Linked DNA regions of Homo sapiens: region 2 is linked to region 1. Evidence: read pairs that join two places in POLR2A ChIA-PET (ENCODE). Cell type or tissue: A673. All regions are shown on one strand. Links, peaks and the distances in the headings refer to the core of each region. The heading gives the core; the rest is flanking DNA. Region 1 has its middle 17 kb from the start of MIR4468. Region 2 overlaps SVOPL (SVOP like).

What was found. Peaks named below come from ENCODE experiments on the same cell type or tissue, not always from the same donor. Only the 100,000 strongest peaks of a DNase experiment are listed, where the experiment ranks them.
Region 2: POLR2A ChIA-PET joins it to region 1 with 6 read pairs; 3 of 35 experiments call an interaction of 5 or more read pairs at or near these places.

The regions. Positions count from the first base shown.
Region 1 is chr7:138,138,474-138,142,872 of GRCh38, reverse strand. No RefSeq gene overlaps it. Among named protein-coding and RNA genes, the nearest start is that of MIR4468, 17 kb to the right of the region's middle. RefSeq lists an enhancer at 4,391-4,399. In A673, for the core only: no CTCF peak of the experiment used is centred there; no DNase peak of the experiment used is centred there.
Region 2 is chr7:138,606,445-138,610,843 of GRCh38, reverse strand. The region is part of intron 14 of SVOPL (SVOP like); the gene reads left to right. Among named protein-coding and RNA genes, the nearest start is that of SVOPL, 93 kb to the left of the region's middle. In A673, for the core only: no CTCF peak of the experiment used is centred there; a DNase peak (open chromatin) is centred at 2,293; H3K4me3 peaks cover 325 bases.

The DNA of each region.
Region 1 (4,399 bases), core at 216-4,215:
GAATTATAATGGATGGGCTGTTTACTTTAAGTGCTATAGAAATAAACCTAAAAGGATTAGTTTTCAGTTGTATGCAATGAGCTGAAAGCATGGCATTAGGAACCAGTACCCTTTAGCATCTATCAAGAAAGAGTCTTGTGTTAACAGGCTTCCTCAGCCCCAGTTCTATTGACATTTGAGGCCAGATAATTATTTGCTGTGGGAAGTTATCCTGTGCATTGTAGGATGTTTAACAGTATCCCTATCCTCTACCTATTAGATGCTAATGCCACCTCTGTGTCCCCCACCCTAGTTGTGACAACCAAAAATATGTGTAGACATTGCCAAACGTCCCCTGAGGGAGCGTGGGACAAAATTAACCACAGTTAAAAATCTGGCCAGGCGCAGTGGCTCACGCCTGTAATCCCAGCACTTTGGGAGGCCGAGGCGGGCGGATCACCTGAGGTCAGGAGTTTGAGACCAGCCTGGCCAACATAGTGAAACTCCATCTCTACTAGAAATACAAAAATTAGCCAGGCGTGGTGGTGCATGCCAGTAATCCCAGCTACTCGGGAGGCTGAGGCAGGAGAATCTCTTGAACCAGGGAGGTGGAGGTTGCAGTGGGTTAAGATCGTGCCACTGCACTCCAGCCTGGGTGATGGAGCAAGACTCTGTCTCAAAAAATAATAATAATAATAATAAAACAAAAAAAAAATCGCTACGGTAAAGGAATGAAACCACTCACTCAAAACAACTTTTCCAATATTAGATGATAAAAATCTATAACACATGACTGTATGTCCATTACATCTAACCCAGTACTTTAGAATAATCTTGTCACAATCTCATGAAATATTAAAAACATTGATTGATGATATTATCTGAGCTCAGCATGATGAAAAATAAAATATCCAAGATAGAAGATAAAGCTCTACATCAGAAATTAAAATAAATAAGAACTCTCATGAACAACTGTTAATCAAAGAAGAAACCAAAATCAAATTTCAGAATGTCTAGAAAATAACAAAATTGAAAACATTACATTTATAAGATCTTAACCAAAACAGTACGTAGAGAAACATTTATTGTATTCAATGTTTATATTACTAAATGAGAAGAAAAACCAAAAAAAGAATGAAATAGGTATTCAACCTAAGAAGTTAGAAATTTATCGACAAGCTAAGAAAAACCAACAAAAGATATCAGTAAAAGAAGACAGAAAACAAACAAACAAAAAACAGTAGAACAAATCAATACATTTTCTTTTCCTTTGGGAAATTTGCTCTAAGTAAAATCCAGAAAAGAAGCAAAAATAACTCGATACACCACTAATTGATTAGTAGAAAAAGGAATAAAACCATAAATACGTATATCACTCATCTGTCACTTATATCTTCAACACAAAGGTTAAAAGAAATGAACATTAAAAATAACTATAATGCTGAGCATGGTGGCTCACACCTGTGATCCCAGAGCTTTGGGAGGCTGAGGCAGGAGGATCTCTTGAGGCCAGGAGTTCAAGGTTATAGTGAGCTATGATTGAGCCACTGCAGTCCAGCCTGAATGACAGCAAGACCCTGTCTCTAAAAAAAAAAAAAAAAAAAAAAAAAAAAACACAAAACAAAAAAACTGTAACTACAATAATTTGTTAATGGATTCACAATATAAAAAGATGTATCAAGGCTGGGTGCAGGGGCTCACGCCAGTAATCTCAGCACTTTGGGAGGCCAAGGTGGGCAGATTGCTTGAGCTCAGGAGTTTGAGACCAGCCTGGGAAACATGGCGAAACCCCGTCTCTACAAAAAATAACAAAAATTAGCTGGGCGTGGTGGTGGGTGCCAGTAGTCCCAGCTACTCAGGAGACTGAGGTAGGAGGATGGCTTAAGCTCAGTAGGCAAAGGTTGTAGTGAGCCGAGGTTGCACCACTGCACTCCAGACTGGGTGACAGAGCCAGATCCTGTCTCAAAAAAAAAAAAAAAAAAAAAAAAAAGATGTATCAAAACATCATGTCATACACTATAAATATGTATAATTTTTATTTGTCAATTAAAAATAAATTTAAAAAATTACAGACATATGTATTTATTTTTCATTTGTTCAGGCATTCCACAACCAAGTATTACATTTCTACTGTGTTTATGTAAGTGTTGCTGAAAAAAAACACAGAGTCTCCATTTTTACAAGTGAAAAATTGGTGTATTACTTGCCCTTCCTATTGTGTAATGTGATCAAAAGTGCTCTGTAAAACCTGGCCAAACATAATGTGGATTTTTTTAAATGGATAAATAGGTATGTTCTGGGTATAGTGGCTCATCCGTGTAATCTCAGCACTTTGAGAGGCCAAAACAGGAGGATCCCTTGAGACCGGGAGTTTGAGACTACCCTGGTCAATAGAGTGAGACTCTATCTTTACAAAAAATTTAAAAATTAGCCAGATATTGACTGGGCACGGTGGCTTACACCTATAATCCCAGCACTTTGGGAGCCCGAGGCGGGCAGATCGCCTGAGGTCAGGAGTTCGAGACCAGCCTGGCCAACATGGTGAAACCCTGTCTCTACTAAAAAATACAAAAATTAGCTGGACGTGGTAGCAGGCACCTGTAATCCCAGCTATTTGGGAGGCTGAGGCAGGAGAATCGCTTGAACCTGGGAGGCGGAGGTTGCAGTGAGCCGAGATCATGCCATTGCACTCCAGCCTGGGCAACAAGAGTGAGACTTTGTTACCGCCTCCCGCCCTCAAAAAAAAAATTAGCCAGATATTGTGGTGTGTAACTGAAGTCCTGCTATTTGGGATGCTGAGGTAGGAGGACTGCGTAAGCCCAGGAGTTCTGCAGTGAGCTGTAATCGTGCCACTGCACTCCAGCCTGGATGACACTGTGAGACTCCTTCTCTAAAATAAATAACCATAATTTTATATGGATTATTTTAGTTGAGAAGATGAAAAGTGTTGCAAATTGTGTTGTGTATCTGCACCTCTGTGTTCCATATCTTGAATTTATTAGAATGATTAAGGTTGATTATTAGTGTCTTGATATCTAGACACAGATTACATAAATTGAAGAAAACCATCTTCTGTCTCTTATTTTAATACTTCCCTTGTTTATTGTAAATGGCAGATGTTTATGTAATAGAAGAAAGCTCTGTTAGTATGTACTTTTGATGACTTTGCACCAAGAAAAATGCATTTAACATATATATAAACCTGTGCAAAATGTGTTCCTTAGAGTTAGAACTCAAAATGAATTTGAGATGTTGTATTGCCTGTTCTAGTATTACTTCCTCGTCTAAATTGCTTCAGTGATTTTCTATATCCTTCTAGGAAAAACAAGACTAAAGTTCTGTCATGTCCTATTTACCTATCTAGGCTTATCTCAAACCATCACTTATCTGAGTCAGTTCTTAGCATAGATGAATATGCAAATTGTGACATCAAAAATACAGAATGTGGCCAGACGTGGTGGTTCACACCTGTAATCTCGGCACACTGGGAGGCCAATGCAGTCAGATCACTTGAGGCCAGGAGTTCGAGAGCAGCCTGGCCAACATGGTGAAACCCCATCTCTACTAAAAATACAAAAATTACCAGGGCATGGTTGCATGCACCCGTAATCCCAGCTACTCAAGAGGCTGAGGTTGGAGAACTGCTTGAACCCAGGAGGTGGACGTTGTAGTGAGTCAAGATCATGCCATTGCACTCCAGCCTGGGTAACAGAGTAAGACTTTGTGTGTGTGTGTGTGTGTGTGTGTGTGTGTGTGTGTGTGTGGTGTATAAAATATTTATTTTTTTCAAGTTTCTTCAAATGTCATAATTAAAATATATATAGAGAATGTTGGGGAGGGGATCAAATTTAAATTACTATAAGCTTAAAATAGCATGTTATAACTATAAGGTGTTATATGTAAGCCTCATGGTAATCACAAAGAAAAGACCTATCAAAGATACGTAAAAGATAAAGAGAAATGAATGAAAGCGTATCTAGTTATAGTTTAAATATGGTTTGTCTACTTTAAACCTCATGTTGAATTTTTAAAAAACTTTTAAATTTCAGTAGCTTCAGAGGCACTAGTGTTTTTTGGTTACATGGATGAATTGGATAGTGGTGAAGTCTAGGATTTTAGTGCATCTGTCACCTGAGTAGTGTACATTGTACCCAATAGGTAGTTTTTCATCCCTCAGCCCCCTCTCACCCTCTTCCCTTCTGAGTCTCTAATGCCCATTATACCATTCTGTATGCCTTTGTGTGCCCATAGCTTAGCTCCCACTTATAAATGAGAACATGTGGTATTTTGGACTCATGTTGAAATTTGATTTTCTATGTTGGAGGTGGGGCGTAATGTGAGATGTTTGGATTGTGGGGGCAGATCTCTCATGAGTAAGTTAATGCCCTCCATTGGGGGTGACTGTGTTCTCACTCTGTTA
Region 2 (4,399 bases), core at 205-4,204, 470 kb before region 1:
AACCTGGGGCCCTATCTTCAGATGTCAGCTAGAACAAATAGATTCTTGGGCAGCCTTGAGTTTTCTCAGGGAGGCCCTTCAAGGGTGGCTGGAGCCTCATAAGGGTGTGTCCTTGAGCTCTTAGAAACTACGTTAGTGTTTAAGTGTCAGGGCAAGGTCAAGGCCTAGTGGAGAAGAGGGCTCATAGGAGCTGGGCTAGGGTTCGGTCAAGGAGAGGATCTTAGCCTCTAATTTATAAATATGTTTGTGTGTGCTGTATTTTGAGTGATTTAAGAGTTTTCCCAAGGGCAATTTTGACCACGTGATTTTTTTTCTTCCATCCTGAAAACACAAAAACCTACAAAGTAGAATTGAAACTTTACTAATATCTCACCATTTAATGATAACAAAGATAAACATTTTAATGAGGCTTTTAAAATATATTTTTCTATGTGTGTGTGTATAAATATGCATATACATTGTTAGTGATGTAGGCTCAAATAAAAAAAAAAAGAGTATAAATTTCACCCAAATATCATAGTACTTTTTATAGCCTGCTCTTTTACTCTCTCTCTCTTTTTCTTTTTTTATGTATGGACAGAGGAGAGGGAGGGGAGAAAGAAAAGAAAAGGAAGGAAGGAAAGGAAAAGGAAGAAAAAGATCTTTTGTTCGTATGTTGTAGACATTTTTCATGTCCATAAATATAAAAAATAGGCATTAAGCTGAAAAATATTTCATTGTATGTATATCCCAGAAGTTACTTTTCAGTTAGTTCTGTATTATTGAACATCTCAACTATTTCAGAAAGATTTTAATATAAACCACAATAATAAGGCTAGGCATGCTGGCTCACATCTATAATCCCAGAATTTTGGGAGGCTGAGGCAGGCATCGGATCATTTGCGGTCAGGAGTTAGAAACCAGCCTGGCCAACATGGCAAAACCCCGTCTCTACTAAACAAAAATTATCTGAGTGTGGTGGCGGGTGCCTTTAATCCCAGCTACTCTGGAGGCTGAAGCAGGAGAATCGATTGAAACTGGGAGGTGGAGGTTGCAGTGAGCTGAGATCACGCCACTGCATTCCATCCTGGGCAGCAGAACGAGACTCTATCCCTCTCCCCACCCCCAACGCCCCCACCCCCCCCAAAAAAAAAACAGTAATGAGCATCCTTGTGCTTGCTTTTGTTTTTTGTTTTGTTTTGTTTTAAGACAGGGTCTCACTCTGTTGCCCAGGCTGACAGGCAGTGGTGCGATCACAGCTTATTGCCACCTCAACTTCCTGGGCTCACATGATCCTCCTATCTCAGTCTCCTGAGTAGCTGGGACTGCAGGTGCTCACCACCACACCCTGCTATTTTTTTTTTTTTTTTTTTTTGTAGAGGTGGTGTCTTGCCATGTTGCCCAGGTTGGAGGCTGGGCTTGAACTCCTGGGCTCAAGCAATCCTCCCACTTTGGCTCCTAAAGTGCTGGGATTACAGGCGTGAGCCATCGGGCCCAGCTGTGCTTACATTTTTATCCAATTGTGCAATTATCTCCTTAGGGTGAATCCCTAGAAATTGGATTGGTAGGTGAAGGGGTCTGCTCGCTTTCATTTTGGTACATTGTGCTCAAGTCCTCTTGGGCGAGCTTGTCCCAGTGCCTGAGAGCCTTGTTGCTTCACATATCGGCCACAGATGTTAGTCTTTCATCTTTGCCAATCTCACTGGCAATAAATGATACCTCTTTATTATTGTAATTAGTGTTTCTTTTATTAGGAATGGTACTGAATGTTCTTATTCATATTTTAATTGGGTAATTTATCTTTTTTAGCTTGCCCACTCAGGTACTTGCCCATTTTTCAATTCAGTCTTTAAAGCATGGATCTGTAAGAGCCTTTCATAAATATGTGTGTATATATATGTGTGGGTGGGTGGGTTTGTCTATAAAGGATTTTTAGCAGTTTTTCTGACATATTACAAATATTCCGTATTTGGCAATTACGTTGCAGAGATTTGTTATTTGTCTTTCATTCTTGTTCGTGTTCTCCTTTTTCTGTGCGGGGTTCATAGACACTCAAATGTATCAGTATTTCTCTGTATATTTCTCGAGTCTGCAACTAGGATTATAAAAAACACACACCTCTTTTCTTCCAGGCCTTCTATGGCATTTTCTTTTTTGAGAGGGCAAGGGGGGGGAGTGTACACTTTTGATTGAAGTATAACATACACGTGGAAGTGCCCACATCGTACATGTCCAACTTACTCACATTTCACAGAGTGAATGCAACCCAGATTCTGACCCAGACATCCCTGCTGTGCCCTCTTCCAGGCCGTGGGCGTCTGTTGAGGCGTGAGGTCCAATGCCGGAAACAGCTGTACAATTTCCCCCAGTGGCAAGCCGGCTGTCTCAACACGACGTATTGAAAATCCATTTTTTACTCATAGGTTAGAAATGTCTGTTTGCTTATGTTCCCGCAATTGGCCTATTTCTAGCTCGCTATTTTAGTCCATTGATCTGTCTGCTTTTGTCACTGACATGTTCTTTTTATTACTCTAATGAGATTTATAGCACGTTTTTTAAACTGGCTGTTCTAAACCCACTTCATTGCTCTTTTTCAGAATCACTTAGTAACATTCCACCCAAATCCTATTAACATTTTAATTGTTAATGTGTTCAATGTAACAGCTAATAGAGGAAAAATTGACTTTTTTTCTGATAGCGTTGTCTATGTATCCAAGAACAAGGTTTGTCTCTTTCTTTGTCCAATCTTTCCTCCTATGGCCCTTGCTGGGATTTTATTGTCTTCTTCAAATAGATCCTATGTGTCTTGCTATGTTTATTCCTAGGCATCTTATGGCATTTTGTTGTTATTAGGAATGGATTGTTTTCTTTCATTATAACTTCTATTTTAACATTCCAAGTAGTTATCTATATTTAGAAGGCTATTGATTTTTTTAATATTGATTTTTAAACAACCAGCTTACTGAATGCATTCCTAATACTTTCTCATTTGAGTCTCTTGAGTTTTTCAGGTTTATAATTGTAGCCCTTCTGCGATTTCTATTTATCCCTTGATGCTGAATGCTTCCAATCAGCATTTAATATGCTTCGGGTTCCACAGCTTCCAAGCTGTAAAATCAACCTTGTTCACTACTGCTTTTCTCCTCTTTCCAGCTAACCTCCTTAAAAGAGTTCTCTTCCTGCTTCATTTCCTGCCTTCCACTCATTCCTTCACCTCCTCCAAGCTGGCTGCAGCCATCTCTACTCCACCAAAATCATTCTTGGTAAGGTCTCCAGTGACCTCTGTGTCTCTAGGTTCAAAGGTCGTTTTAACCCCTCATCTCACCTGACCTTTGACCTGCGTTAAGGACTGCTGGCCGTGCTCTCCCTCCGGCATCCCGTGTTCCCTTCTGGTGGCTCCATCACTTGCACTCTGTGGGTTTCCTCCGACCTCTGTGGCCGCTGCTTCCCCATGTCTTTGTGACTTGTCTTCCTCTACTCTTTCTTTGGTTGTGGATTTCTTATTGCTCAATATTAGACCCTTATAGTTTCTTATTTCACTCTCCATTGAGATGGTATCATCCATTTTATGACTTTAGTTACCAGTGACTTCCTCATGAACCCCAAACTTCTATCTCTAGACGAGGCCTTGCTTCTCGCTCCAGATTCATCCACCTGATTATCTCCCCAGCATTTTCGCCTGGATGTCTCAAAAGCATCTTAAATCTAGCATGTTTGAAATTAAACTCCTGACATCTCTCCCCAAACCCGTCTGGCCTCCCTGCTGTGAGCTCTTATGGCACCTTGAGCTTTTCCTTCATATCACTTATTGTATTGAGAGAGGAGAATGAAAAAAAAAACAAAAAACAGTTAAGCAGACAGTTAGGGCAAGTCCTCCATAGAATTCTTTTTTTGTTTTGTTTTGTTTTCTTGAGACAGAGTCTAGCTCTGTCACCCAGGCTGGAGTGCAATGGTATGATCCCAGCACACTGCAACCTCTGCCTCCTGGGTTCAAGCAATTCTCCTGCCTCAGCCTCCTGAGTAGCTGGGATAACAGGCATGCGCCACCACGCCCGGCTCATTTTTGTATTTTTAGTAAAGATGGGGTTTCACCATGTTGGCCAGGCTGGTCTTGAACTCCTGACCTCAGGTGATCCACCTGCCTCCGCCTCCCAAAGTGCTGGGATTACAGGTGACAGCCACTGTGCCTGGCCTGTAGAATTCTTTTAAACAGAGGAACAGCCTAAAAAATCAAGCTGTAGCTGCACAGAGAAGGGAGCAAGGCCCAATGTGGAGATGCCTTTGTTTTTTGTGTAATGAGCGGGCTCCTTGGGAAAAAATTTCCTCCCCTTTCAGACATGTCCACAGTGGGCTCTGTGGGAACTTGCATAGAAGGGAGGCTTGCCTGAGACATACCCACAGCTGCACAGATAAGGGCAGT